Linked DNA regions of Homo sapiens: region 1 is linked to region 2. Evidence: read pairs that join two places in POLR2A ChIA-PET (ENCODE). Cell type or tissue: endothelial cell of umbilical vein. All regions are shown on one strand. Links, peaks and the distances in the headings refer to the core of each region. The heading gives the core; the rest is flanking DNA.

What was found. Peaks named below come from ENCODE experiments on the same cell type or tissue, not always from the same donor. Only the 100,000 strongest peaks of a DNase experiment are listed, where the experiment ranks them.
Region 1: POLR2A ChIA-PET joins it to region 2 with 6 read pairs; 8 of 35 experiments call an interaction of 5 or more read pairs at or near these places.

Annotation. Positions count from the first base shown.
Region 1 is chr16:22,178,554-22,184,137 of GRCh38, reverse strand. It overlaps SDR42E2 (short chain dehydrogenase/reductase family 42E, member 2), which reads right to left. Exons shown (of 13, transcript NM_001394319.2): 9 at 2,482-2,619; 10 at 1,861-1,926. It overlaps LOC124903666 (a long non-coding RNA gene), which reads left to right. Exons shown (of 2, transcript XR_007065028.1): 2 at 1,991-2,230. Among named protein-coding and RNA genes, the nearest start is that of TRL-TAG3-1, 14 kb to the left of the region's middle. In endothelial cell of umbilical vein, for the core only: no CTCF peak of the experiment used is centred there; no DNase peak of the experiment used is centred there.
Region 2 is chr16:22,024,284-22,029,867 of GRCh38, reverse strand. All of the region lies in intron 1 of MOSMO (modulator of smoothened), which reads right to left. Among named protein-coding and RNA genes, the nearest start is that of MOSMO, 19 kb to the right of the region's middle. RefSeq lists a silencer at 1,995-2,154 and an enhancer at 2,550-3,749. In endothelial cell of umbilical vein, for the core only: no CTCF peak of the experiment used is centred there; a DNase peak (open chromatin) is centred at 3,237; H3K27ac peaks cover 3,628 bases.

The DNA.
Region 1 (5,584 bases), core at 806-4,805, 150 kb before region 2:
GCTGGTGTGGAAAGACCACATGCTCCCTCTACCGGGGACCAGCAGAGGTACCTCCTGTCTCCCCACCAACCCACCCCAGGGGGCAGACCCTGCAGCCAACCCCAGGCCTGTGCCAGTATTGAAATGAAATCCGCACCTTGACCCAGAAAACCCAAGGAGGAATTGAAAGCATGGGTTAGTTAAAATTTTTTTTTTTTTTTTTTGCAGAGAATCAGGGGTCTTGATGTGTTGCTCAGGCTGGTCTTGAACTCCTGGCCTCATGTGATCCTCCTGCCTCAGCCTCCCAAAAGTGCTGGGATTACAGGCATAAGCCATTACACCCGCCAGGTAGCTTTTTAACTTGGGATCATTCACATCATTTAATTATCACCTACATCTGTCTATACCTAGAGACACTCTAAGGCATTTATGTAGAATCTGATTTTTCCAGAATTGACTTTTCTGTGGAGGGTGGTAGGATATGCAGCAGAAATGGGCTGGCATGGGATAAGGTGAACTCTTCACTGGCATAAAAACTTTCCAGGTCAAGAGGAAACCTGTGTCCTTTAGCCTGGGTTTTCTGGTCTACCCCTTCCAGGCAAGCCTGGCTGCTAGGAGTCTGGGCTGCTCAGAGAGGACACCAGAGTTCCCGGGCTGCCGTGTGGGGAGGCCCCAAAGCCAAACACCTCCCTTGCGCTTTTGTCTCTTCCACATGCCTCCTTCCGAGCCTCAACACATAATGGGTGGCTCACAAGCAAAACTCCACAGGGCTAGAAGCCAACATAAATCTGGAAGCATCGAGATCAGCCTGGCCAACATGGTGAAACCCTGTCTCTACTAAAAATACGAAAATTAGCCAAATACAAAAAATTAGCCGAGCAGGGTGGTGTGCACCTGTAATCTCAGCTATCAGGAGGCTGCGGCAGGAGAATCGCTTGAACCCAGGAGGCAGAGGTTGCAGTGAGCTGAGATCGCACCACTGCACTCCAGCCTGGGTGACAGAGTGAGACTGTCTCAAAAAAATGAAACAAAACAAACGCCTGGAAGCAGGGTGGAAGGGAACTGCAGGTAACTGAGGAACACATGGCGCCCCTCAAGGGCTCCAGCCAGTTCCAATGTTGCCAGAGGTGTTTTTTTAAAAAAATTGATTTTTAGAGATAGGGTCTTATTCTGTTACCCAGGCTGGAGTGCAGTGGTGCAATCATAGCTCACTGCAGCCTTGAACTCCTGGGCTCAAGAGATCCTCCCGCCTCAGCTGCCCAAGTAGCTGGGACCACAGGTGTGCCAACACCATGCCTGCCTAGTTGAATTTTTATTTTTGCAGAGACAGGGGTCCTCGCTTTGTTGCCCAGGTTGGTCTCAAACTCCTGGCCTCAAGCGATCCTCCCGTGTTAGCCTCCCAAAGTGCTGGGCTTACAGATGTGAGCCACCTCACTGGGCAAAGAGTTGGTTTTTGACGTGAAATCTTCTGGCTTTTTGGAAATCGAAAAGGACAAGAAGAGAAGGCCGCAGGCCGAGCACAGTGGCTCATGCCTGTAATCCCAGCACTCTGGGAGGTCGAGGTGGGTGGATCACTTGAGGTCAGGGGTTTGAGACCAGCCTGGCAAACATGGTGAAACCCCATCTCTACTAAAAATACAAAAAATTAACTGGGCGTGGTGGCGTGTGCCTGTAATCCCAGCTACTCGGGAGGCTGAGGCATGAGAATTGCTTGAACCTGGGAGGGGAGGTTGCAGTGAGCTGAGATTGTACCACTGGACTCCAGCCTGGGTGACAAGAGCAAAACTCTGTCTCAAAAAATTAAAAAAAAAAATAAAAAGGAAGAGAAGGTCAGGGATCCCAGAATGATCATTCGGGGTGGGTGGGCATCTGTGCACCTACCAGTGGGGCCATCCACTCAAAGAGGTTGACGCTCTCCCCATCGTTGATGTAGTACGCCTGCCCACTCTGAAGGGGACATGTGGGAGGGGACGGTCAGCCTTCTCCCCAGCAGCCTGCCCCACCCTTCCAGATGGCTCCCAGCAGCTGCTCCAACCCTGAGTTCTCTGGAGCAGCTCCAATACCTGAGGACACACGTGAACTATTCCCTGTGAATTCCAGGACGACCACACTGACTAGCTGTGTGACCTCCATGGAGTTGCTTAACCTCTCTGTACTTCAGTTTCTTCATCTGAGAAATGGGAGGATAATAATGGGATCTCCTTCTTGGACTACTGTGAAGATTAAATGCGACAATATGTGTGGAGGCTTAGCATCTGGCAGCTGTTATTCTGGGATCAACAACGCCAACCTCACATGGCCATAGAGAAGAGCTAAAGATGCTCTATAAAGAACTCCACACCCCACCTACCTGCTTCCCCCAAGCTCCCCTGGGCTGAGAGTCCCACCAGCCTTCTTAAGTTGGAGGGAAATCTTGTGTGCCATCCAGAAATCCCCTAGGGATGGGACGCTCTGCCTGCAGCCCTGTGGGGAAGGTGGTTGGGGGCATCAGAGGGGACTCACAGCCACGTAGCCCTTGGCCGTGGTGAGGGCCTCGGCCGCCAGCACGTGTGCCTGCACCAGATTGTGTACGTGGACCCAGTTCATCCGTGCCTTGTGGTCCCCAAATCGGAACATGAACAGCCTCTTCTTGATGTGGCCCTGGTGGAGAGGAGTGGGTGATAAACAGGCTTGTGTCCGGTGTGGCTTTACATTCCGTCTAGATGCTGATGACTCCCCAGGTTCTAGCTCCAGGTCAGGCCCCTCTGCTCCAGGCTCATGTATCCAATGCTCTCTGAATATCAGCAACGGGTTGTCTAACAGAAAACTCAAACTCACCAGCTCCTGGAGCGAGCATCTGATCGTCTCTCCCACCCCGCTCCTCCCTCCCTTCCCAGTGGACCAGTCAGTTCACTCTACCACTCAGGTTAAAACCCTAAAGCCACCTTTGACTCCCCCTTGTCTTAAACGCCATGTCCAACCCACCTGCAAATCCAATTGGTTCAACTGTTAAAATCTGTCCAGAATCTGATAGCTTCTCGCTACTCTGACAGCCACCCTCCTCTCACCTGGACGCCACAGTTGCTTCCTAACTGGTCCCCCTCTGTCCACCCTCAGCCCCTGTAGTCTGTTCTCTGCCCAGCCAGGCAGATCCTTTGATTGTTTCTTTTTTTTGAGACAGATTCTTGCTCTGTTATCCAGATTGGAGTGCAGTGGCAAGATCTTGGTCACTGCAAACTCCATCCCCTGGGTTCATGCAATTCTCCTGCCTCAGCCTCCTGAGGAGCTAGAATTACAGGCACAAACCACCATGCTCAGCTAATTTTTGTATTTTTAGTAGAGACAGGGTTTCACCATGTTGGCCAGGCTGGTCTCAAACTCCTGACCTCAGGTGATCCACCCATCTCGGCCTCCCAAAGTGCTGGGATTATAGGTGTGAGCCACCATGCCGGGCCAGATCCTTTGATTCTTTCATAGTTTTTTAGAGACAGGGTCGGGCTCTGTTGCCCACACTAGAGTTCAGTGGTGCAATCACTGCAGCCTTGAACTCCCGGGCTCAAGCGATCCTCCTGCCTTGGCCTCCCGAGTAGCTGGGACTATAGATGAATACCACCACACCTGGATACTTTTTAAATTTTTTTGTAGAAATGGGGATCTCACTATGTTGCCCAGGCTGGCCTTGAACTCCTGGGCTCAACCAATCTTCCCTCCTCGGCTTCCCAAAGTGCTGGGATTACAGACATGAGCCAGCGTGCTCAGCCAGGGATCCTTTTATTTTTAGAGATAGAGTCTCCCTGTGTCACCCAGGCTGGAGTGCAGTGGTGCAATCATAGCTCACTGCTGCCTTGAAATCCTGGGCTCAAGGGATCTTCCCATCTCAGCCTCCCAAAATGCTGAGATTATAGGCATGTGCTCCCATGCCCAGCCAGGAGGACCTTTAAAAATTCTAAGTACAACCATGTTGTTCCACGGCTCAGAACCTTCCAGGGGCTCCCATCCTGCTAGGCTGGAAGCTGAAGTCCTGACAATGGCTGTCAAACCCTTCCTGATCTGGCCCCAGCTCCTCTGTGACTTCATCTCCTACCAAACCCCCTCACTCGCTCCACCACAGCTGCACCGCCCCTTTGCTCTTCCTGGACACTGCTGCAGGTTCCCATCTCAGGGCTTTGGATGAGCTGTTCCCACTGTCTGGAAGGTATTTGGAGGAAGAGCCTTTCAGACTTTGTCACCTCTGTCAAGTGGATGCTCAAATGTCCCTTTCTAAATGAGCCCCCCCGTGACTACCTGACAAGCCCAATTCCCTCACCCTACCTCGCTTTTTCCTTTTCTCCACAGTGCCTGGAATCTTCTTTTTTTTTTTTTTTTTGAGATGAAGTTTCGCTTTTGTTGCCCAGGCTGGAGTGCAATGGCACAATCTCGGCTCACTGCAACCTCCCCATCCCAGGTTCAAGCGATTCTCCTGCCTCAGCCTCCTGCGTATCTGGGATTACAGGTGCCCACCACCACGTCTGGCTAATTTTTTGTATTTTTAGTAGAGACAGGGTTTCACCATGCTGGCCAGGCTGGTCTCGAACTCCTGACCTCAATTGATCCATCCCTGTCGGCCTCCCAAAGTGCTGGGATTACAGGCATGAGCCACCGCACTTGGCCTGAACATACCTTATAATTTAACATGTTCATTATCTGTCTCTTCATATGAGAAGATAAACGCCACAAGGACAGGAATCATCTGTTTTGTTCACTGATCTGTCCTCAAACCTAGAACAGTGCGGGGCACATACTAGGAGTTCGTAAGTATTCGTTGAATGAATGAATAAATGAATGGGGAGAGAGTCACTGGGGTTGACCACATTCCTTAAGAACCCAGTTAACTCAAAAGAAAAAAAATGATTGCTGGGTCCAGTAGTTCACGCCTGTCATCCCAGCAACTTGGGAGGTTGAGGCAGGAGGATTGGTTGAGGCCAGGAATTTGAGATCAGCTTGGGCAACATAAGGAGACCCTATCTCTACAAAAAATAAAAATAGTCAATCAGGCATGGTTGTGCACACTTATAGTCACACCTACTCAGAAGGCAGGAGGATCGCTTGAGTCCAGGAGGTGGAGGCTGCAGTGAGCCATGATCACACCATTGCACTCTTGCCTGGGTGATACAGTGAGACCCTGACTATAAACAAAAAGACATATAGCCAAGCAGAGGAATGTTCTGAAACTGCAGACTGGAACTTCTCCCCGCCAATAACTCTAGCTCCTCATAATCCCGTACTCCCAGATCAGATCCAGCCACAGGGACCTCTTGCTGCTTCCTAAAACAATCATGACCTTTCTCACTTCCAGGTTTGTGCCCAAGCTGTCCCCTCTGTTTGGCCTATCTTCTCTCTACCACTTCATTTCCTTGGTTAATTCCTTTTTCTTTTTTCAAACAACACAGACATCACTTCCTCCAGGGAGCCCTCCTGGGTTTCCCCTGCCAGGCCCATCTTCTTGTGCTCCTCTCTCCACAGCCCTCCCCACATTGAAGCTGTGACTGTGGTGTCTGTCTCCCTGAGAAATTCGAGGACAGGGCCTATAGCCCCTTGTAGCTGTATTTCTGGCACCCGACCCTTTAGAGGCTTTCTGTATGAAGAC
Region 2 (5,584 bases), core at 879-4,878:
CTGTTTGAGCCCAGGAGTTTGAGAGCAGCCTGGACAACATGGTGAAACCCCACCTCTACAAAAAGCAAAATAATTAGCTGGGCATGGTAGTGTCCATGCCTGTAGTCCCAGCTATGGGAGAGGCTGAGATGGGAGGATCACTTGAGCCTAGGGCGTCAAGGCTGTGGTGAGCTATGATTGCACCACTGTACTCCAGGCTGGGCAACAGGGAGAAACCCTGTCTCTAAATAAATAAATAAATAAATTAGTTAATTAATTCTACTAAAAGTCCAAATAACTGCTTAAAAGCTTTTAAGAATGCAACAGCATTTTTCTGTCTAGCAGACTTAAGTGTGTAAAGTTACAGGTCAAGTGACTGCAAAGCCACATTTTGGTGACAAAATTGAAGGAGAGGAAAAAGCTTTAAAACTGGTGAATTCTGAAGAAAAGGAAAGAGAATTTTCTGAAGCTATAAGATCTACAATGACATACATGACAGTAAGGTATGCTGGATTTCTTCCCTAGACAGATGACAAGGCCAGAAGACTCTAAATGGCAACTCAAGAAATAACTACAGGCAACCCTATTTCATTTTATGAATCATACATGTATCTAACAGCCCAGAGAAAGAATGCTTTCAAAATTGGAGGTATTTAAAATGTCAAGAATGTATGTACATTAAACCATCTGACTTTTAGGACTTTTAAAAATATAAACATAGCCAGGCGTGGTGGCTCACACCTGTAATCTCAGCACTTTGGGAGGCAGAGGCAGGCAGATAACGAGGTCAGGAGTTCGAGACCAGCCTGGCCAACATGGTGAACCCCCGTCTCTACTAAAAACACAAAAATTAGCCGGGCATGGTGGCAGGTGCCTATAATCCCAGCTACTCAGGAGGCTGAGGCAGGAGAATCGCTTGAACCTGGGAGGTGGAGGTTGCAGTGAACCAAGACTGCACCATTGTACTCCAGCCTGGGCAACAAGAGCAAAACTCCATCTCAAAATAAATAAACAAACAAACAAACATAGCAGTGGGTACAGGAAATAATGCTCTGACAATATACACTCATCAAGCCTATGGGAGTGAGGGAAGGTTAAGTAGAGTATAAACATGGGAGAACATAAAACATGTAATTTACATCACCTTTGGAAAAGTAAAGTTGTAGAAAGAGAAAAATTAAAGAAAATATGACTGAGTAGATTACATATAATAATTCCTAGAAGAGGCTAAGTATAGTGAAAGGTCAATTAAAAAAGAAAGCAGTTGTTTTAGAAGTAAACACCCATCAGATGTTTATAGAGTAGTAATTATGTGATTCTGATGTTAAGATCCTCTCTTTTTAAGTTGTTTAATGGGTGTAGAGTTTTGGTTTTGCAAGATGAAAAGAGCTTTACAGATGGATCGGGGTGACGGTGGTAAAACAATGTGAATAAACTTAATGCCACTGAACTGTACACTTAAAAATGGTTAAGATGGTAAATTTCGTTATGCATATTTTATCAAAATTAAAAAAAAAAAACATAAAAAAGATCCTCTCTTTTCAAATTCCAGGGTCCAGTAGCCCTATCCATATTGCTGAAATGATTATAATAAAACAAATATTATAACTTCTACACTGCTTGCAACTGAGTAATCATAATAAAGGAAAGTTATATTTGTATGGATGGATATATATGCATACGCACACGTGTGTTTGGTATAATGATTATATTCTGAAAACTTGAAGAAGGGAAAACTCCAGTAGTTTAACTGAAGATAGAGATTTTTATTGATTATGACCCTATATACTTTACATCTTCTGGATAAAAGACATACATCTTTTCAAAATGGATGGTACAACCTAGGAAGAGAACTGACACCAATAAATTTGAACTATATAAATCTAATGACCTAAAAAACGATACATTTTAAAAATGAAAACTGTATCCAGATGTTCTTCCAAAAGGTTATAGTTAGCTTGCCACACAACTCCTGGAGACTGCTCTTTGTGGCTTCAGTGAGGCAACTGTCCCCAAAGGAATACAGATACTTTCATACTGAGGCAGAGAAACTGAAGGCAAGGGCTAGGGGCAGGAAACGAATGAGAAATTCAATTTTCTTGTCACTGCACAAGTAGAGTAGGTGTTTAGCAGCTTGCTTTCTCACTTCCCAAACAGAATCTTCAGTGTTTTGGTTCAGAAAAATCTATTTTTGTCCTAAATTCTACTTCAAAACCTTGAGATTAAAATAAAGGGCACTCTGATAAGAAATTTTCTGTCCCTATCACTCATAAATCTGGAGGAGAAAACGGAGAGGAAGAAGGATAAATAATAATAGCTGCCACTATATTTTGAGTGCTTTCTTAGTGCTGGGTGTAGTATTAAGTGCTTTATGTGTGCTCAAGTTAATTCTCAAAACAATTCAATAAGGAAACTCAGTAACAGGCTAAATGACAAGGTACCAGCTAGAAGGAGTTGGTTAGAACATGAACCAAGTCTAATTCCACAGGTGTGCTCAAAGTTTACTATGTAGGAATATTTTTGTATAACGGTTAAATTTTTCTTGAATGTTTGTCCAGAGAGTTAAAACTTTAGAAACATTAACAAAGATGTCTCATAAACACTGATTTCCCCAGACAAGTGGCGCATTTTCCACAAACCGCTATTTTGGACAGAAAATACTAAAATAATTTTCTCCAGGTGTTTAGAAACGCAGTTAACCTAATGAAAGCACTATAACACAGTTTTGCATTCTTACTAGTGATATAAAGCACTTTTTCAAATTAATCTGATTGCCCACCTTACTTCCTTTTAAAATTATATTGAAATCCTAGTCCTAGATTTTCTTGAGAATTTCTCTAGTATATTACATAGAATTATATTTTAAAGCCACACACTAAAGACAGTTTAGGAGTGATTTAAAAAATGGAATTTCACTTTGATTCTGTTAATTCAAGAAGAGGATCTTCAAACACTGTAATTTAAAAAAAACAGAGACTTGCTACACGAATACTTTAAGCAAGAGCTAAATTCCTGAACAGTTTAACTCCTCCTATCATTTTTACTCAGCAGAATTTCAAATAGCAGCTTGTGTACCCAAGTTATTTACATATTTTCTTCCTTAATCATCTCCTTTTCAAAGGACATAGAGTTCATTTAACAACCAGTTATTATGTCCTAGTTTTATTGCTATTTTTATTTGCTTTCTTTAATGAATGAATCATTTCCAAAACCAGTTTGTAAAGTAATACTCATTTCCGCTATTTCACGTAAAAAGCACAGGTCCAACAATTGCACTCTTTACCACCCCTTCCCGTATGTCTCACCACCAAATCACTATAAGACATCCTAAATTACAAACAGATTAATGTCTTTAAGAATGCAATTCTCAGGCTGGGCGCGGTGGCTCATGCCTGTAATCCCAGCTCTTTGGGAGGCCGAGGTGGGCGGATCACCTGAGGTCAGGAGTTTGAGATCAACTTGACCAACATGGTAAAACCCTGTCTCTACTAAAAATACAAAAATTAGCTGGGCTTGGTAGCACGTGCCTGTCATCCCAGCTACTCAGGAGGCTGAGTCAGGAGGATCACTGCAACCCGGAAGGTGGAGGTTGCAGTGAGCCAAAATCGCACCACAGCACTCCAGCCTGGGCGACAGAGTGAGATCCTGTCTCCAAAAAAAAAAAAAAAAAAAAGAATGCAATTCTCTCATATCCAACTTCCAGACTTAGTTATCATACAGACCATAAATAATTGTGACTTGGACACTAGCTAATATTCCAGGAACTAGTTATTGGTGAAGCAGGAGGAATTAGGAAAAAAGCTGTTAGGTCATCTAGGTCATCTCAGAATTTGTAAAGAATGGGTAGGTCAAATACCCCTTAGGAAAGCAGATTTCAAAAAACTAGGCCTGATTACATGGAATGAAATTATTGAAAAAAGGGGGTTCAAATGGTTACTAAGTTCTTGAAAATGTGGTTCTAATAATTACAGAGGGTGTTAATAAGAGAGAGGTACTAAACAAACCAGGATGGTTAAAACAGGACTCATCAGAAACAGCACACTATAAAAACAGCAGTGTGGTATGACTCCAGCATCATTTAATGCCAGGTAAATCATTCCCTTCTTTGAATATGCTTCTTCAACAGCAAAATGGGGACATTTCCCCTGCAGAGCTGTTGTAGGGGGTTTGTTACCTACTAAGATCAGTATTTCTTTGCAGTTCTTTTTGTCCTTAGGTTATATCCCATCATTAAGAGAGCACAGTCAGAGTTTTATGTTGAAAAGTTACTTGATAATTCCTTTTTTCCTTGATGGTTACATGATTAATTTGATGTACAGTTAGGCTCACTGATTTCAATTTGTATTCAATATTGAAATTTACTTTTTTCAACAGTAAGACTACTCTTCTTTACAGTAGTGGTACTATTCATATGAGGTAAACACTGTGGCCAGTTGTCCATGGACTAGAATTTATATGTAAACAGTAGAATCGGTATGGTAACATTTATATCTACAACTTAATATTTATTACAATAAAGTATTTATGATCAATTTTTAAGATAACTGCCTATGGCTCCCGAAAAGACTATAGCTAAGGATCTTCAAAAGTTAGTCTGATTAACTTTAGTTGACACTTACATAGTGCTATGTGCCAAGCACTGTAAGTGTTTTATATACATGAAACAGACCTCTGAGGTATGTTGCCCAAAATCATGCTGCTAGTAAGCTGAACAGATAGAATTTTTTTTTTTTTTTTAGACAGAGTCTTGTTCCATTGCCCAGGCTGGAGTACAGTGGCACAATCATATCTCACTGCAGCCTTGAACTCCTAGGCTCAAGCGATCCTTCTGCCTCAGCCTCCCGAGTAGCTAGGACTACAGGCACACATCATCATGACTAGCAATTAAAAAAAAAAATGTTTGTAGAGATGAAGTCTTGCTATGTTGCCCAGGTTGGTCTCAAACTCCTGGGCTCAGGCGATCCTCCCATCTCAGCCTCCCAAAGTGCTCAGATTACAGGCACATGAACCGTCATGTCCAGACAGAACAGGTAGAATTTGAACCTAGGCTCTACAGTCTGTCCTGTTAGCCACTTTAATATAATGTCTCCTGCATTCTAACTGATTACACATATGTCCCTGCCATAAATAGGAGCCATAAAACTTAAACCTTTTCTGGTTACTTAAATGTGTGACCTTAAGAAAATTATTGTATCATAACTTTCCCACTATTAAAAATGTTTTCGGCCAGGCGCAGTGGCTCATGCCTGTAATTCCAGCACTTCGGGAGGCTGAGGTGGGCAGATCACAAGGTCAAGAGATCGAGACCATCCTGGCCAACATGGTGAAACCCCGTCTCTGCTAAAAATACGAAAATTAGCTGGGTGTGGTGGCATAAGCCTATATAGTCCCAGCTACTCAGGAGGCTGAGGCAGGAGAATCACTTGAACCCTGGAGGTGGAGGTGGCAGTGAGCCGAGATCATACCACTGCTCTCCAGCCTGGTGACAGAACAAGACTCCGTCTCAAAAAAAAAAAAAAGTTTTCAAAGATAATCAACTGCTGTAGACTAAATCTCCTATACATATTTGTAAATATTATTTAGGCCAAATCAACTGCTCTACCTA